Regions from separate parts of the Homo sapiens genome. Here region 1 is linked to region 2. Evidence: chromatin loops called from intact Hi-C (ENCODE). Cell type or tissue: sigmoid colon. All regions are shown on one strand.

Region 1 (2,500 bases), 54 kb after region 2:
CCGAGGGGGAAGGCCTCCTCTGCATGACTGCAGGCAGGTCCGAACATTTGAGGCTGACGTTGGGTTGGGCCAGAGGCACCCTCTTCCCTCATGGTAGACGCCTCTGGAGGGTGTATTTGAGTGCCCTACTCCATCTAGTCCCTGGCCAGGCCAGGTGGCTCCAATTGGGCTGAGATGCATGGGGAACCACCGTGGCCTCCGGCTCAGGTTGGAGAAGCAGAAGCCATTGCCGGAACGTATTCTAGACTCAGGCTGTGTTGAGCGTTTGCTGAAGCTGCTGTTACTGCCACAGCTAACGCCTAGTCTGGGAGACAGCCAAAATGGGTTTGCATCTTTCCTTTGAATACATTCCTTGGAAGAAAGTCAGAAGATTTCAGCTTGAAATTCTATAAAAACCATCATTTGCATTTCCAGTGCACACCTGCTCAAAGCAGGAGGCAGGTCAGGGTGCTGGTTGCTCGTACTCTGGCTTTCTGCAAGAAGCCTCGTGGTGGGAGATCTCGGTGTCTTCCTGGGACTTAATCTTTACAGCAAGGCACTGTCCCAGGTGGGGAGATAGTCCTGACCCTTTTGGGACCCTAGTTTCACAGTCTGGGAGATGAGTTGGATGTCTTGGAGAATTTGACTTGTTAAAGGCAGGGCGAGGCAGGAGCCTGACCTCCCAGTCCTGGGCTATGAGTGGGTCTCTCTGCAGCCTTGATTGCAACTAGTCATTACCACCTAGGAGGAAAGATTAATTTCTCCTTTGGTGCTACAGGGCAAAGAGGCAGGAGGAGACAGCAGTCAGGAGCTTGGTCTCCAGAGCCAGACTTCAAGGCTTGGCTGGAGCTCTGACTGACACCAGCCAGCTGTGTGGCCTTGGGCATGTCCCAGGGTCTTCTCTGTGCTGCATATCTGCTGTGCTGAGTCACACTGAAGTTGTGTTACCTAACCTTTTACTCCGGGAAGCATTTTCAACATGCTTTGCAGGGTACAACATGGTTTCACATACCTGTCGTTTCATCTTAACCCTGATGAGCAAGACTCAAGAGACCCAGGCTCCTGGCTTGAAGTTCTACCCTCAACAACAGTGAACTTGGGAGTTGCAGGTGCACAGATGGGGGGCGGGGGGATGTGAAATCATAAAACATGTGTAGGAATGTCAAATAAAACGCAGCGGGTGAGATGAGATCGGCTAAGAAGGGCCACTTATGAGATTTCTACAAGGAAGTGCCACCAACCTGCAGAGGGCAGTGTAAGGAGGAGTCAACACTCTTGCTCTAGGAGGGGACCCCAGAGCCTGGAGAGTTAAGCAGGGAGACTGAAATTAATTTGAAGAGCAGAGCACCCTCCAATCGAACACCCTGCTCTAGGAGGACCTTAGTGAGCTGATCCTGGACAAATAGAATTGCTTTCTTTATGGGCCTTTGGGAAAACTGTGCTTACCTCTCACGTCTCTTTCTCTCTGAAAAGACGTAGCCCTCCCCCTATCTGTCTCCCTAAGGAGTGTCTGTCACAGACAGTCGGCTGTCCCCTCGCCCAGCTGTGTGTGATAGACAGATGCTTGCAGCCAGATGCCGGCTGCGTGTTCGGCATACCGGGGTGATCCTGCTTGGGACCGAGTGCTTGCCAGCCAACTTTCCCGGCTGGATTAATTTCCAATCCATGTACATCTGTGTGTGTGTTTTACAACCCGATTGAGAAAAGAGAAAAAACACCATAATCCCTTGTTTCCTTGGTGTTGCTCGAGAGGAAGTGGGCTTATCAGTAGGAATGAAAAGGGAGCCTGATATTCTCAGCCAACTCTGAGACCAGAGGGGTTTCCAGAGCAGCTTGATAACCTGAACATTTTATCCTGTACGTTTCAGACACCAGGCCTCTGTTCAGAGCAGCTGGAAGTATAACTCAATTGCATTTACGTTTTATCAGAAGGTTGAAAAATTCTCATTAACTTGCTAATCGTCAAAAATGTGTTCAGCATTTGGCTGGTAATTTCAGTGGTGTCTCCTATAGAAGATAGTATCTGACACACCAAAGAAACCTCATTTCGTTCATGGCTGTTTTATTCCCGTTGCTGAGGCTAGCAGGGGCAGGACTTTTAAGCGCTAACATTTTGGGGACGTGGTCTGTCCACTAAATCATAGGCTTTGTAGTGGTTACACTTGGGTTCAAAACCTGCCGCACCGCTGAGCAGCCTCGCTCTCCCTGTGCCTCCCTTGGCAATACTCACTCTCTTTCTCCAAGCCGTGGCGCCCCGGGAGGCAGAGAGTTGTAAATCCCCACCCGGTAGGTGCCGCGTGGATTGCAGTAGATACGCAGGCCCAGCACATTGTAGGTGTTCCACAAATGCTCAGACTTGGGCCCCTCCCCTTTCCTCATCTCTCTATAATGTCTTCTGTGCTGAATAAATACATTAACTAAAAGCAAGCAGCAATTCTGGGGAACATATGTATAGAATGTTCATACAGCATCATTTATAATAGCCCCAGAGTAGACGCCGCCCAGATGCCCATCAGCAGTC
Region 2 (2,500 bases):
AGGCAGTTTCGCTAAGCTGACCTGCTTTGCAACTGCCTACCTACTAACTGTTCGTTATTGTAGGTGATAAGCATCCTTGTGGCTTAGCCTCCTTTCAGTTATTTTTTTCTGTTCATGCCACGAAGCCATCCTAACTTTATCCTGACACATCTCCTTGCCCCAGGGGAGCTATGGACAAGGTGCGCTGTTTGGCTGAAGGCAATCATGGCCAAGCTGGCAGAGCTAGCCTGGAATCTTCCAGACAGAGGGCTGGAGGAGGGATGGGGCACGGGAGCACAGATAGACTTTAACTGCCCCCACGTTGTCAAGGAAAGGAAAGCAGAGCGAGAGAGTGGGTAGTGGGGTGGGTGCTGCTTTGGATGGAATGGCGAGGGAAGTCTTCTCTGGTAAGGAGACCACACTGGAGCCAGAGAGAGAGCCACTCAGAGGTCTGGGGCAGAGGAAATGCTAAGTGCACATTAGCAAAAGCCTCATGCTGTAGGGCAGTCCCCAGCTTTTAAAAAACTCTCTCAGCTGGGTGCAGTGGCTCATGCCTGTAATCCCAGCACTTTGGGAGGCCAGGCCGAGGTGGGCGGATCACCTGAGATAATGAGTTCGAGACCAGCCTGGCCAACATGGTGAAGCCCCGTCTCTACTAAAAATACAAAAATTAGCCGGGCATGGTGGGTGCCTGTAATCCCAGCTACTCAGGAGGCTGAGACAGGAGAATCACTTGAACTTGGGCAGCAGAGGTTGCAGTGAGCCGAGATCCTGCCATTGCACTCTAGCCTGGGAACAGAGCAAGACTCTGTTTCAAAAACAATAAACAAACACCCAGCTCTCTCTCAAAGAAGTAAGGAAGCAAAGCAGGCTGATGGAGACAGGCTTCTGGGAGACCCAGCTGCTCAGGTCTGGGCTCTGCCTGCTGTATATTCACTTCTCCTAGGTTCTCTCTGGCCTGCCTCCCATCTCAGCTTCCTTTTTTAAAAAAAGAAAAGGCTAATCTTTGATAAATTCCCACATAATCTGCAATGAACAGAGAAACTCTGTAGGAATGACTTGGTGCTACCCCACCACAGTCCACATCTTGGGACAGCCGCTCAGCCTGGAGCCCGTACTAGAAGGAAGAATGTCGATGTTAAATCTCTCCCTCATTCAAGACAATGTGGCCTCAATATTAGATGCCTTTTCACCTTTATTTTCTGAATGTCTGTTTACATCTGAGTTCACTCGTAGAAAAAGTCTGGGTGAGAGAGTAGGTCGGGGTCCCCTTGGCCCTGAGAACAGCTGGCCAGGCGGAGCCCACCTCTGGTTTTTCTGGCTTTGTGACAGAGTGACCACTAGGGGGTGACATAGCCTCACATGCTGAGTCTGGTGCTGGGAGCAGGTTGGTCCTGCCTGGGGGAAAGCAGCAGGTATCGTTCCTGCCTGGGTTTTTTCCAGTGCGGTTCACCTTCAAATGCGCCTCCCAGACAGAAGAAAGCTGGTGTTAGGAGCGGACAAGGATACCTGCCTGCCCAGGCGTTTCAAAGGGGAGTTGTCTGGCATGGAGGATATTCACCTGCACCACGTTACATGAGAACCTGCTAAGTGCTGGGCCCTTGGGAACGCAGCAGTGAATGAGCCCATCCCTGCCCTCGTGGGGATACCATTCTAGGGACAATCGGTACCACAGGTGGAAAAGTGTCATGTGTCCCAAGTGCCAAGAGGAACAACAGTCAAAGGAGAGGGGCTGCGGGGGTGCTGCTCTATGTGGGCAAGTCAGCAATAGCCTCTGACATGGAGACATTTGGCCAGTGGTGAGATGGAGCCAGGGAGAGGACAGGTGGAGGCCATGGCACGCCTGGCGGAGGGGCCCACGATGCAAATGTCCGGAGGCAGGAGCAGCCTCTGAGCCTGCAGGGAGCTGGTCAATGTGGCCAGAACCAAGTAGGGAGGGAGCAGGTGCTGGAGTGAGGTCAGGGAGTGGGGCGGGGCCTTGCAGGAGAGGTCAGGATTCCAGGTTTTAATTGAGCGATACAGAAAGCCATCGGATGTCGATCGGATGCAATGCAGAGAGATGTCTGGCTACTGTGCAGTAAAGAGATGGTAGAGACAGGGCTGGGGTGAGCAGTGAGGGGTCCCTGCAGTGGATCTGGAGATACATTAGCATGGTCTCCCGCCTCCTCAGAGACCTCCTTCAAGTCTTGCCCGCTACAGAAAGCCTTACTGGATTCTGTTTGCCTTGAGCAATCTGCCAGAGCCCTGAAATATAGCTGTTATTTTAAGTCTCTTTGCAGTCTGTGTTCTCTCGTGATAACTTCCTATTGCCTTCTTGTCTCTTTAAAAATCACATATTGAGCTTTTCATGCACTTGCCTCTTATTTTCCCAAGCTCTTCCAGTTCATACCTCCTCATCCCCCCAGGTCTATCAGTGCCTTCGGGGTTTGGAACCTTTGGGGTACACTGATGGTCACCCAACATGGGAAGAACACCATGTCTCTGGGGACCTTGGATCTCCCTGCTCTGTTTTCCTTTCTGT

The links. Hi-C counts contacts between places; a loop is a spot of excess contacts. Peaks named below come from ENCODE experiments on the same cell type or tissue, not always from the same donor. Only the 100,000 strongest peaks of a DNase experiment are listed, where the experiment ranks them.
Region 1: a loop joins it to region 2, with 2.1 times the contacts of the local background. A loop is called at or near these places in 14 of 110 quality-filtered maps.

Annotation. Positions count from the first base shown.
Region 1 is chr7:151,704,521-151,707,020 of GRCh38, reverse strand. The region is part of intron 3 of PRKAG2 (protein kinase AMP-activated non-catalytic subunit gamma 2); the gene reads left to right. Among named protein-coding and RNA genes, the nearest start is that of PRKAG2-AS2, 100 kb to the left of the region's middle. RefSeq lists a silencer at 2,258-2,449. In sigmoid colon, a CTCF peak has its summit at 1,223 (motif pointing right); a DNase peak (open chromatin) is centred at 864; H3K4me3 peaks cover 612 bases; H3K27ac peaks cover 275 bases.
Region 2 is chr7:151,758,550-151,761,049 of GRCh38, reverse strand. All of the region lies in intron 3 of PRKAG2 (protein kinase AMP-activated non-catalytic subunit gamma 2), which reads left to right. Among named protein-coding and RNA genes, the nearest start is that of PRKAG2-AS2, 47 kb to the left of the region's middle. RefSeq lists an enhancer at 1,031-2,500. In sigmoid colon, CTCF peaks have their summits at 1,104 and 1,306 (motif pointing right); a DNase peak (open chromatin) is centred at 1,339.